Regions from separate parts of the Homo sapiens genome. Here regions 1 and 2 are each linked to region 3. A link is a contact called in ENCODE Hi-C or POLR2A ChIA-PET data. All regions are on one chromosome and are shown on one strand. Each heading gives the region's core, a stretch centred on a gene start or an enhancer-like site at or near the end of the contact. The rest is flanking DNA. Distances are from core to core; before and after follow the strand shown. Region 1 holds the start of SLC25A28 (solute carrier family 25 member 28). Region 2 holds the start of BMPR1A (bone morphogenetic protein receptor type 1A). Region 3 holds the start of EXOC6 (exocyst complex component 6).

The links. Hi-C counts contacts between places; a loop is a spot of excess contacts on that map. ChIA-PET counts read pairs that join two places held with the same protein, here RNA polymerase II (POLR2A). Pooled maps may share reads with other maps.
Region 1: a loop to region 3 is called in a map of naive thymus-derived CD4-positive, alpha-beta T cell, with 18 times the contacts of the local background. The contact joins the promoter of SLC25A28 here to the promoter of EXOC6 in region 3. A Hi-C loop is called at or near these places in 1 of 168 maps with a recorded cell type or tissue (naive thymus-derived CD4-positive, alpha-beta T cell) and 4 of 50 pooled maps. POLR2A ChIA-PET finds 5 or more read pairs at or near these places in 1 of 52 experiments (T-cell).
Region 2: a map of CD4-positive, alpha-beta T cell shows a loop between it and region 3 (21-fold over the local background). The contact joins the promoter of BMPR1A here to the promoter of EXOC6 in region 3. A Hi-C loop is called at or near these places in 3 of 168 maps with a recorded cell type or tissue (CD4-positive, alpha-beta T cell, CD8-positive, alpha-beta T cell and naive thymus-derived CD4-positive, alpha-beta T cell) and 6 of 50 pooled maps. POLR2A ChIA-PET finds 5 or more read pairs at or near these places in 1 of 52 experiments (T-cell).

The regions. Positions count from the first base shown.
Region 1 is chr10:99,618,799-99,621,937 of GRCh38, forward strand. SLC25A28 (solute carrier family 25 member 28) reads right to left here and starts at 1,641. Exons shown (of 4, transcript NM_031212.4): 1 at 1,247-1,641. The coding sequence starts at 1,537. SLC25A28-DT (SLC25A28 divergent transcript) reads left to right here and starts at 2,047. Exons shown (of 1, transcript NR_186534.1): 1 at 2,047-3,120. RefSeq lists enhancers at 867-1,449, 2,033-2,615, 2,616-3,139 and silencers at 1,332-1,491, 2,222-2,381.
Region 2 is chr10:86,754,439-86,757,927 of GRCh38, forward strand. BMPR1A (bone morphogenetic protein receptor type 1A) reads left to right here and starts at 2,181. Exons shown (of 13, transcript NM_004329.3): 1 at 2,181-2,481. RefSeq lists a silencer at 1,694-2,663.
Region 3 is chr10:92,846,600-92,850,133 of GRCh38, forward strand. EXOC6 (exocyst complex component 6) reads left to right here and starts at 1,921. Exons shown (of 22, transcript NM_019053.6): 1 at 1,921-2,035. The coding sequence starts at 1,935. RefSeq lists silencers at 1,738-1,887, 2,028-2,367.

The DNA of each region.
Region 1 (3,139 bases), core at 391-2,890, 6.8 Mb after region 3:
ATGAAAAACATGAAACAGTACTGGAACCAAAGGGAAGTAAAAGGGATCTACTTTGCCTTTCCCAAGTTGATTCTCTCCTCCTTTTGAATACATAACACTTTCCTGATTTGAAGAGAAAACATACATCAAAAAGCTGCCAGGTCACTGTTTGACTATTACCCTTCACATGTAAAGGAGGCATCGGTCTTTGTCATATCAACAGTCCCCTCTAGTTTACCTCTCCCTCAATTCAGTCCTCACCTTTAATGGCTGGCACCTTTACTAATGTACAAGAATAAGAACTGTAAAGAACAATAATCTGTTTCTTTCTTCACCCAGCTTTCTTCAGAAGGACCTGACTTCAGTACACATAAATCATCCTGCTTGGTTGTGAATGCAATTAGTTTTACTTTCACAAGAATCGTGTCCTCTTGTTGATCTCTTTCCATTTTCTTCATACTTACATCTACTTTCTAATACCGTCACACTTCCTTTCTAGGCAACTTCTCCCTTTTTGCCAACTTCAGGTGGCCAAAGAAATATGCTATCAGTTTCATCTCTCTTGTTTGGAGGCTGATGTGCTCCCTGAACATACAGTCCTAATCCCAGCTCAATTTTCATGTTCAGGAAATAGGTGGGGTATCATGCTTGCTTCACAGAGAAACTGAAACCTATTCCTGAATACGATCTTTCCCACATTACTTCCAGTCTGGAATTCTGCATTCTCACTGCACAATGATTTCCAATCACTCATGTGTTAAGATTTAACATGTAAGTCCTTTATCTAGCTGAGAGATCCCAGATTCGGGTTCCTGCCCCGTCAGTAAGGGAAGATACAGCAAGGAGTTTGTAAAAGCACTAGCCCAGAAAACATCTCAAGCCGTTAGATCCATTTCAGGGTCTGGTTCACGCCAGTTGGCTTCACCTTAATCGAGTTAGTAGCACTTACCTGAGCTTCGGGATACCCCATCCCACCCTATTCCTGTTTAGTCCCAGGTGGGGTCCAGGGCTTTGGCTGACAGATTTTCGATCCTGAGTCCCGATTCAGATTTCACTGACGGTTAGAAATAGGTCCTGGTTCCTGACTGGGATCAACTCCCAGCTGGGACCTTGCTTGAATGGAGTGTCGGTTCGAATCATGTGGTAGTGGCAGGAGCCAGGAAGGAACCCATGTCGGCTCCGGCTCTCAGCCGGGATCCTGGCTCCGGACAAGACCCAGGGGTCGGGTCAGCCCCAGGTCGGGTTCGAAGCCGGGTGCAGGTCTCACCTTGACGCAGTCGATGGGGTACATCACGCAGTGCTCCAGGATCCCTGCCACGGCGCCTGCCACCATGTGCGTGGTGACAGTGGCTCCAGCCGGCAGCGCCTCGTAGTCCGGGCCGGAGTCCGGATCTTGTCGTACCGGGGGCCTGCAGGCCCCGGCCTCCCCGCCGCCGGCCCCCCGGCCCACGCCCCGCTGCAGCCACCCGTCCAGCAGCGCCGACTCCCCGGGGCTCCGCCCGGGCCCTGCCGCCGGCCCCCCCGCCACACCGCCAGCACCCCGCCCCTCCAACTCCATCCACCCGGGCCAGCTGCGGCGCCCACCCCCGCCGCCGCTGCCACCACTGCCGCCGCCGCCCCCCGGCCCCGTAGTGTCCGCCTCAGGCGCGGCCCAGAGAGCCCGGGGCCTCCGGCTCCCGCTTGGCCCCGCGGACACGCCCCCCAAGCAACCATTGGTGGAGACGCCAAGTTAGACCCACCCCTTTCCTTACGTACGAAAAATCAGCCGGTAGTATTAGCGAAGTCGCCTGTCATTCCTCCGCCCTGAGGCGTTGCTAGCGCCTACATCCCACCTTTTCCCCTTTGATCTTAGAAGCTTCTTGTTTATTGGTCACTGATTGGCCGACATGTGCGATCAACCCGCCTCTGACTTTTAGAAGGGCGGGAGAAACTTAAGGCTGAACTTTGATAGGCTCAACCACTCTTGATACTTTGACCGCGGCCATTGGCCCGCACCACGTCGGTCCCCGATTGGCTACAGAAAGAGCGACGCGCCCAGGGACTCTAGGGGCCGACTTCGGGCCCCTCACTAGCGCCTGCAGAGCTGCGGTCCCTGTGCGCGGGATCGCGTCGGGGGCGGGGCGGCGACAGGCCTTCAACGTCAAACTGCTGACGGGCGCCGTTACGACCCGCGCTCCCGTGCGCTCCTCAAATTCTGAGACGCGTGGCTGGAGAGCGGGCGGCCCTGGCCCCGGAGAGCCGTGTTCCCGCGGGATCTCGTCGCGGGCGTGAGGCGGGGCCGGCCTGGGCCGGTCATCCCTGGCTGGCGCGACCCGCAGCCTGTCCGGGAAGCCGTTGCGACATGCGGGCTGGGAACCGCCTCACCTCCAGGGGGGACCGCGGCGGCCCGCTAGACTCTGGTCGGGTCTGGAGTATTGGGCCCTCTGGCCGGACTCGGTGCTCCTCAGGCCCCAGCGCCCGGCACTGAGCCTCGCATCCACATTCGCAGAGTAAACCCAACAAGTGTTGAATGAATGAGGTTCCCCGGGCCCCGGCTGTCACTGGGCTCTGCGCCAGGCCAAGAGCCGAAGGCGGGGGAGGAAGATGTCGAAATGGGCGGGATGATTCACAGATGACGGCCGGTGGCGAGGCGGGGCTGGAGGCCGCATCCCAAAGGCAGCAGGGAAGTGCGGCGGCTGTGGGGAAGCTCGGACGCACGGCCTGGCCGAGTCTGAAGCATCAGTATTTTGTCCCTGAGCCGGCGCGCTGATGGGTCCCCCGCCTGGCGATGAGGGCTTCTCCCTCCCTCGGGTCAGCCCGGGTCCTGAGAGGCAAGGCCAGCGATTCCCGGCCTTAGGACCTCCTGCTCTAGGGAGCACGGGCGTCTTCTTCCATTTGCCTTCCCCGAGCGTGTTGGCACAAGCTGCCCGCGGTTTCCAGCTCTGTCTTCTCTGTTTTACCCAGATGATGCAACTGTGGACTTCTCCATCTGTTCATAGGTTTTCCTTGGATAGGAAAGATGTTTTCCTTTTTTCTTTCTAAAGTTTAGCTCTTCTCTGGGCTTCCTTTTTAAAAACTTTTTCTACTCTCTTCAGCAGTTGTTATTAACCTTTAGGTCGCGACCGTTTGGAAAATAATAAAACTACGAATTCTCTTCTCCTACTTCCACCTCCCATCCCCT
Region 2 (3,489 bases), core at 931-3,430, 6.1 Mb before region 3:
ACACAAGCCAGGGAATACTCATTTGTACATTTCAGAAACTTGATGTACTAAGGTTCCCACCTGAGATTGTTGTCTATTTTATAGACCAATTCATATGTCTAAAAATCCAACTAGACTATAAAGAGCATAATAACACGCTTGCCATGGTTTTCTCTGCCGACACATTGCTCAGCATACGTCAATGAGAGCTTTGACCAATCAATGTGAATCTCCTTAAGCAAAAGGCCCATCTTTTCCTTTAGAACTAAAGCTGGGGCTGGGCGCAGTGGCTCACGCTTGTAATCCCAGCACTTTGGGAGGCCGAGGCGGGAGGATCACGAGGTCAGGAGATCGAGAACACCTATTAACACGGTGACACCCCGTCTGTACTAAAAATACAAAAAGTTAGCCGGGCGTGGTGGCGGGCGCCTGTAGTCCCAGCTGCTCAGGAGGCTGAGGCAGGAGAATGGCGTGAACCCAGGAGGCGGAGCTTGCAGTGAGCCGAGATGGCGCCACTGCACTTCAGCCTGGGCGACAGAGCGAGACTCCGTCTCAAAAAAAAAAGAACAAAAAAACCCCAAAAAACAAAAAAACTAAAACTGGGTATTATGAAGGAAACTTGAGAAAGAAAAGTGACCAATTTTAGTTGATGCAAGTAATCTCACGTATCCTCTTCTTCCTGCATAGCAAGATACTACAACCCATGACTGTCAAACCTGAGACAGCTGAAGAGCCCAGAAAAAAAGATTAGGGAAGAAAACAGAATTGAAAAATAATTCAGAATGACAGAGGCTATCTGCAGCATTAAGGGCAAAGGCGGGTAAAAGAAGAAAAGGGAGACAGAATAAAAGATAAACCAAAAAATTGAAACAAAATACACGGGAATTCAAACATTTATACCAGAATATAAGGGAATACCCTGGAATCTAAACACCTCTTCAGGCAAGAATGTGTGTCAATACAAATGCCTGGCACATTGTTTTCCTTCCCCCTTTCTTTTTACCCAGTTTACCCAGTTTTAAAAGTGATTTTTTAAAATGCACCTTTAAAAGAACATCTTTTGTTAAGTGACTTAAACTTGATACATTTCTTGGATTACTAAGGAGGTTAAAGTCACATTTGGTGAAAAAGGGGCCTATCTCCTCTTTCCTCACATACGGGTCATCGAATACTTTTAAAAGCATTTTCCACCATGAATGAGGGGAAATGGAAGAAAAGAGGTGGTGACAATTATTTGCATTTTCCAAATGGACGGAATGAGCCTCCGGAGGGTACACGAGGTCACCAGCGTGAGCCCGCGGTGGAGCTGGAGGCGTATTTATAGCTGGCTGACCTCAGTCCTGTTGGGCCCTCGCCGCTCCTTATCTTATGCCGCTGGAATTCGCGGGCTCGCAGGTCACAGGAGCCCGGGCGCGCCGGGCCTGGCGCTCCCGAATCGATGAGGGAAGCCGCTCTCCCCGGCAGATCCTCCCGGCCGGGGAGCCTCCATCACCCTGCCTGCGCCTCGGCACGCTGGCAAGGAGCCCGGGAAGAGACGCCGGGAGCGGTGGGTGGGCGAGAAACAAATGCAATGTGACTTATATTTTTCTTTGTCGCAACTACCACGACCTGGCCATCCCCCACCTTGGTGACTTGGTGCCTTCCCAGCGACCTTATTTCACGCCAGCTGACTGGCGTTCACCGCAGTGTGAGTGTCGGCCGGAGGAGGGGTCCACGCGAAAGAGCCCGCGAGAGTGGGGATATCCGGCCCCGAAGGCCGGAGCGGGCGTCCAGGGCGCCGATGGCCGCAGCGCCCGGCAGCCGTGTCCACGCTCCCCTCCGCCGCGTTCCATCGCGTGCTACCTACGGCGTCTGCGGGAAGCTACCCGGGCGGCAGCTGTGGGGCTGGCTTGTGGGGAGGGGCCGGCGGGCCCGCGCGGAGGAGCAGCCCCGACTCCCGCCCGCACCAGCAGCTCGGCGCCCCCTTGCCGGCGGCTGGCCCTCCTCCCCGGCAACTGGGCGCCGGGCTCCGCGAACTCTTCGGGCGCTTCCGCCGTGCGCTCGGCTCTTTTCGTGTCCGGGGCGGGGCGGGGCAGGCGCCCGTGGTCGGGTGCGCGCGGCGCGGGCGGGGGCCTTCCCAGTGCGCGCGCGCCGTGCAAGGCCCGCGGACGCCCGCCCCTCCCCCAGGCCCCCGCACCCGCGCCGCCCCCTCCCCTCCTGGCAAGAGTCGGCGGCGGTGGCGGCGGCCGCTGCAGAGATTGGAATCCGCCTGCCGGGCTTGGCGAAGGAGAAGGGAGGAGGCAGGAGCGAGGAGGGAGGAGGGCCAAGGGCGGGCAGGAAGGCTTAGGCTCGGCGCGTCCGTCCGCGCGCGGCGAAGATCGCACGGCCCGATCGAGGGGCGACCGGGTCGGGGCCGCTGCACGCCAAGGGCGAAGGCCGATTCGGGCCCCACTTCGCCCCGGCGGCTCGCCGCGCCCACCCGCTCCGCGCCGAGGGCTGGAGGATGCGTTCCCTGGGGTCCGGGTGAGTTGGGAGTGCGCGTGCGGACCGGAGGGGCTGGCCGCAGCGGGGAGGCCAGAGGGGCTCGGGCGAGGCTGCAGAGGCAGCTGGGCGCGCGGTGGCCGGAGCCAGGGGCTGCCCGGCCCGGCCCCGGCAGCTCCGCAGGCCTCGGCGCGCGCTGGGCCGGGACCGCCCAGCCAGAGACCCACGGCACCCCGCGCCGCGTCCCCCGCCGGCCCCTCTTTTGTCTCCCACTCGCGGGTTGCAGGCCGAGTTTGGGGATGCGGAGTGGGCGAAAGTCGCTCCGGGGACGCTTCTGGAATCCTTAAATGGGAAAGGCGCTCACCTCCCCGCCCCGGAGCGGCGAGGCTGATATTTGTGATTTGGCTCCGGACGCTGTGGGGAGGAACAGGGGAGAACAAAATGAGTTTCGGGCGGGGGTCGAGTGAGAGGAGCAGCCGGCCCGCCCCCGAGTCCCCGCGGGAAGGGGCCCTGGCCCCCGAGCTCCCGGAGCTGCTTCACCTGTTGTCCTGCGCGGCCTCCGCTCCGTGGCCTGGTGATTCCGTACTTCAGTTTTGGAAAACTTTCTGCTGGATTGCCTGGACCCTTTTTTCTCTTTCCAGACTCCTAGTGGAAAGATTTGGCAAGGAAAAAAAAATGAGCTTGCGTCAGGGAAGAAAAATAATATGCTGTGTGTTAGGGTCTGGCGTTTGAGCGTGGTACTCTTTCATGCTCTCAGATGTTTTAATTTGGTCAAACTCCTGCAGGTTTTCTCTTTTAAGCGGTTAACAAACTGTTCAGAGTACATAGTATGAACTTGGCACCTGTGTTACGTCATTTAATCCTTACAACGATTCTGGTTTATTGTATTCCTCATTGTTTTAGGGGAAGAAACCGAGTCGCAAAGAGGTTAACTAACTTGTCTAAGGGAGCTGGGATTTGAACCCAGGAACATCGTATTCTGGCAAACGAATTAGGAAGAAAAAAAACCAAAACTGTTTGCAAACACTTTTACGTTTAGGAACATTTTTC
Region 3 (3,534 bases), core at 671-3,170:
CTGCAGGAAATGGAAGACTGTCTTAGCTCAATGGATGTGTATAGCTGGAATCCATTGCTCTGAAGATTCCAGATTAATAGGAAGGAGGGCATTAGCAATGTTTTATAGGGCCCTTCCTAAGTTTGGTAGGCAGTGGGTCCCACTGATGCTCACATTCTAATCCCTGGAACCTGTGCATATGTTATTTTTACATGACAAAGGGGGTATTGCATATGTGATTAAGGTTAAGGACCCTGAGATGGAAGATTATCCTGGATTAAATGGTTGGGTCCACTCTAATCATATGGGTCCTTAAAAACTGAGCATCTTTTCCAGCCTAAGTCAGAGTCAGAGGAAGATGTGACCACAGAAGAATGGTCAGAGAGATGTAATGCTGCTAGCTTTGAAGATGGAGGAAGGGGGCCACAAGCCAAGGTATGTGGGTGGCCTCTAGAAGCTGGAAAAGGCAAAGAAACAAATTCTCCCGCAGAGTCTCTAGCAAGGAACACAGACATGCTGACACCTTGATTTTTAGCCCAGTGAGACCTGTGACAGACTTCTAACGTACAGAACTGTAAGATAATATGTCTGAGTCATTTTAAGCTACTCAATTTGTGGTGATTTGTTAAAGCAACAATGGAAAACTCATACACCATGGGACAGCAATATGAGGCAGACACTGCCATTGTCATTTACAGTCATTTAACTGACATATAAAAGAACTAGGTTCTTGCCCAATGTCACACAGCTGTCAAGTGATATTAATCCAAGAATTAATGTCTTCGGACACTGGTCTTCAGAGCTCATGCTCTAACTATTGCACAATACCACCTCCCAGGATGTTTGTGGGGAGGAGGCTGGAGGTAGGTTTCAAGTAAAAGCTCACTAAGGGTGAGTGAGTTACACAGCTGGATAAAGAGCTTGGTTGACTCAAAGGGAAGCTTTTCAAAGCCCTGGATTAATGTAGAGCAGAAAGTAGTTGTTCCTCAGGCTAGGTTTCCATTCTGTTCCTGTTTAGTCTTCCTTCCTCCCTGCTTTGATCATGACAAACTGGTTTACTCAGTGTCCCACAAACATGTCATTAAGCACGACTTTTTTCTACACTGATACCTTTGTCCAAGCCTCCCTGCCTCTCTCTCCCACCTCCCTGCTGCTAACCCCCTTTCAAGAGCTCTCACCCCTTCTCAACCCAGCTACTCTGACCTGGGGGCACCTGAGTTCACGGACTTTGGTATGAATTACACATCGCCCTGGGCCTTTTTTTTTTTTTTTTTTTTTGGTATCTCTGCCATCAAGTGTCTTAACTTCTCATCATTTAATTTTTTATGTCGCTTATAATTTATTTCCAAGTTGACTGGCCGCTGTGGACTTCTTGCAGGCGGGGACATGAATCCACCTGGAGCGGTCTTCATGGTCAACTGGGATCTTTATTCGTTCCTAAAATAAATCTTACTATCACATGCAATTTTGCTTTTCGTGAGTGCATGTTTTCCTTTCTCTGACTCCCCACGACCCAGAGTACATCAGGCCCTTGTTAAATGTCCCCGTGGCTCTTATTACAGATTCAGGGTGATGATCTGAGTGTCCACCTTGCTGATTACTACGGTACCCCCGCGTGTGGCACAGGGTGTGGCACACACAGAAGACAAGGAGATATGTTAAAGCCCAAAGGCCAGGCACAAGACGCCCAGGAGGGACTAGTCGCGAGAGAGGGCAGGAGGCCAGCTGGGTACCCGGCCGCCGCCCGTAGCCCCAGCTCACAGCCCCCGCTCACTCCTGCAGGTGCGGGGGCGGGAACCGGGTCGCGCGCCTTCTGCCCGGCGTTCCGCGCGCCCCCGCGCCGCCGGCCCGAGCGCCCCGCCCCCGCCCCGCCCCTTCGCGCTCGCGCCACTTGGAGCTCGCCCCCGTCGTTCCCGCGGCGCCGCGCCTCGCTGGCTCCTCAGCTTCCAGCCAAAATGGCGGAGAACAGCGAGAGTCTGGGCACCGTCCCCGAGCACGAGCGGATCTTGCAGGAGATCGAGAGCACCGACACCGCCTGTGTGGGGCCCACCCTCCGGTAAAGATCTCATCCCACCGGGACTTCGGCCCCCCGCCCCACGCCGGCCGCTCCTCACGAGCCGGGCGGGGCGTCCGCCGCCGGCCGCGCGCGAAGCTCCCCGACAGGTGGTGCGCGCGGGGGCGGGCGGGGGCGCTCGCGGGTGGCGGAACTCTAGCCGGTACCCGGGCGGGACCGAGAAGGCGGCTGCACCTGTCGGCGCGGCCTGCCTCCACCGCTGTAGCTGTCACCCCGCAGCCGGTGGGTGTGGCTGCTGCAGGGTCTCTAACCCCGGGCCCCGCGCTGCGGCCCCGCGTTCTCCTCCTGGCTGCGGCCCCCGGGCCCGAGGACACTTCTGGGGCCTGCCCCCGTCTCGCTCGTGGTGGGGCTGAGGGCTGCTCGGCCGCGGGCATGCCAGGCTAGGGTCGACAGCAGGCACCCGGCGTGACGGAGGTGCCAGGTCGCGCGCGGGTGGAAAGCCTGGCGCGCCGGGCTGCCGCGGGCGTGGGAGAATTGAAATTGAGCGGGAGACGCCGGCCCGCTTTCCCCCTACTCCCCCGCGCGGCCGCAGTGGGCGAGAAGAGAGCGTGGGCTGGAGAAGAGAGCGTGGGCTGGAGGAGAGCAGCTGCTTGCTGCTTGGGAACACGCTAGGGTGACCCTGCGCTCGCGGGATCTAAGCTGCTTTGGAGGCAGAACAGCTTTTACTTATTTACAAACATTTCATTAAAATTGCATTAATTTTTCCGTTTAAATCGAGTTCCTCCCCATTCATTTTAAGAATAGTACTAGGTAATGCATATTCCATGCCAAACTGAGTACCTGCTGTTCCAATAGAATATTATTAGCCAGGCAACGTAATGAGCCATGGGTTAGGTTAGGCACTGTCTTCAAGAATAAGTTCCTTTTACATATAAGGTTTCATCTTTTGGAGTGATAATAATGATAAATGAAGTTATTATTCACTTAGGGAACTTGAGACTGATTATGCTTTATCATTAGTATTCTTCAGAATACACTTCCTAGAATAGAGCGCTGTACAGTTTGTGGACCTGTGAATATAGTGTAAATTGAAGCCAGTTCAAGTTATGTAAATACACCTTGCCCTTAAGAGTCAGGAGGCCTGGGTTCTTGTTTTGCCCTAATTCTGCCTCTGATGAAATGTGCAGTCATGGAAAAAAATTATTTAACCTCTCTGGATCTCGGTTTCCTTATTTGTAGAATGGGGAGGGGAGAGTATTCAGATGCCCAGGAAACTCAGAACATTAGGGACCTTGCCTATTTGTTCACTACTGTATCCCTAACACCAAGCATGTGGTAGGCATGTTATAAATTTTTGTCACATAAGGTTTCTGCTATGATATGATAATGCATAATTAGTGCATTTCCTTAATTTTCCAACATTATTATTTCTTTTAATAAACTGTATACTTGGTAATGAAAGAAGTAAGATTAAAAGGAAGCTTTGTTTTCATCACTGCATCTTGAAACTGAGAGTGCAGTGTGTGATAAAGTTACTAGAG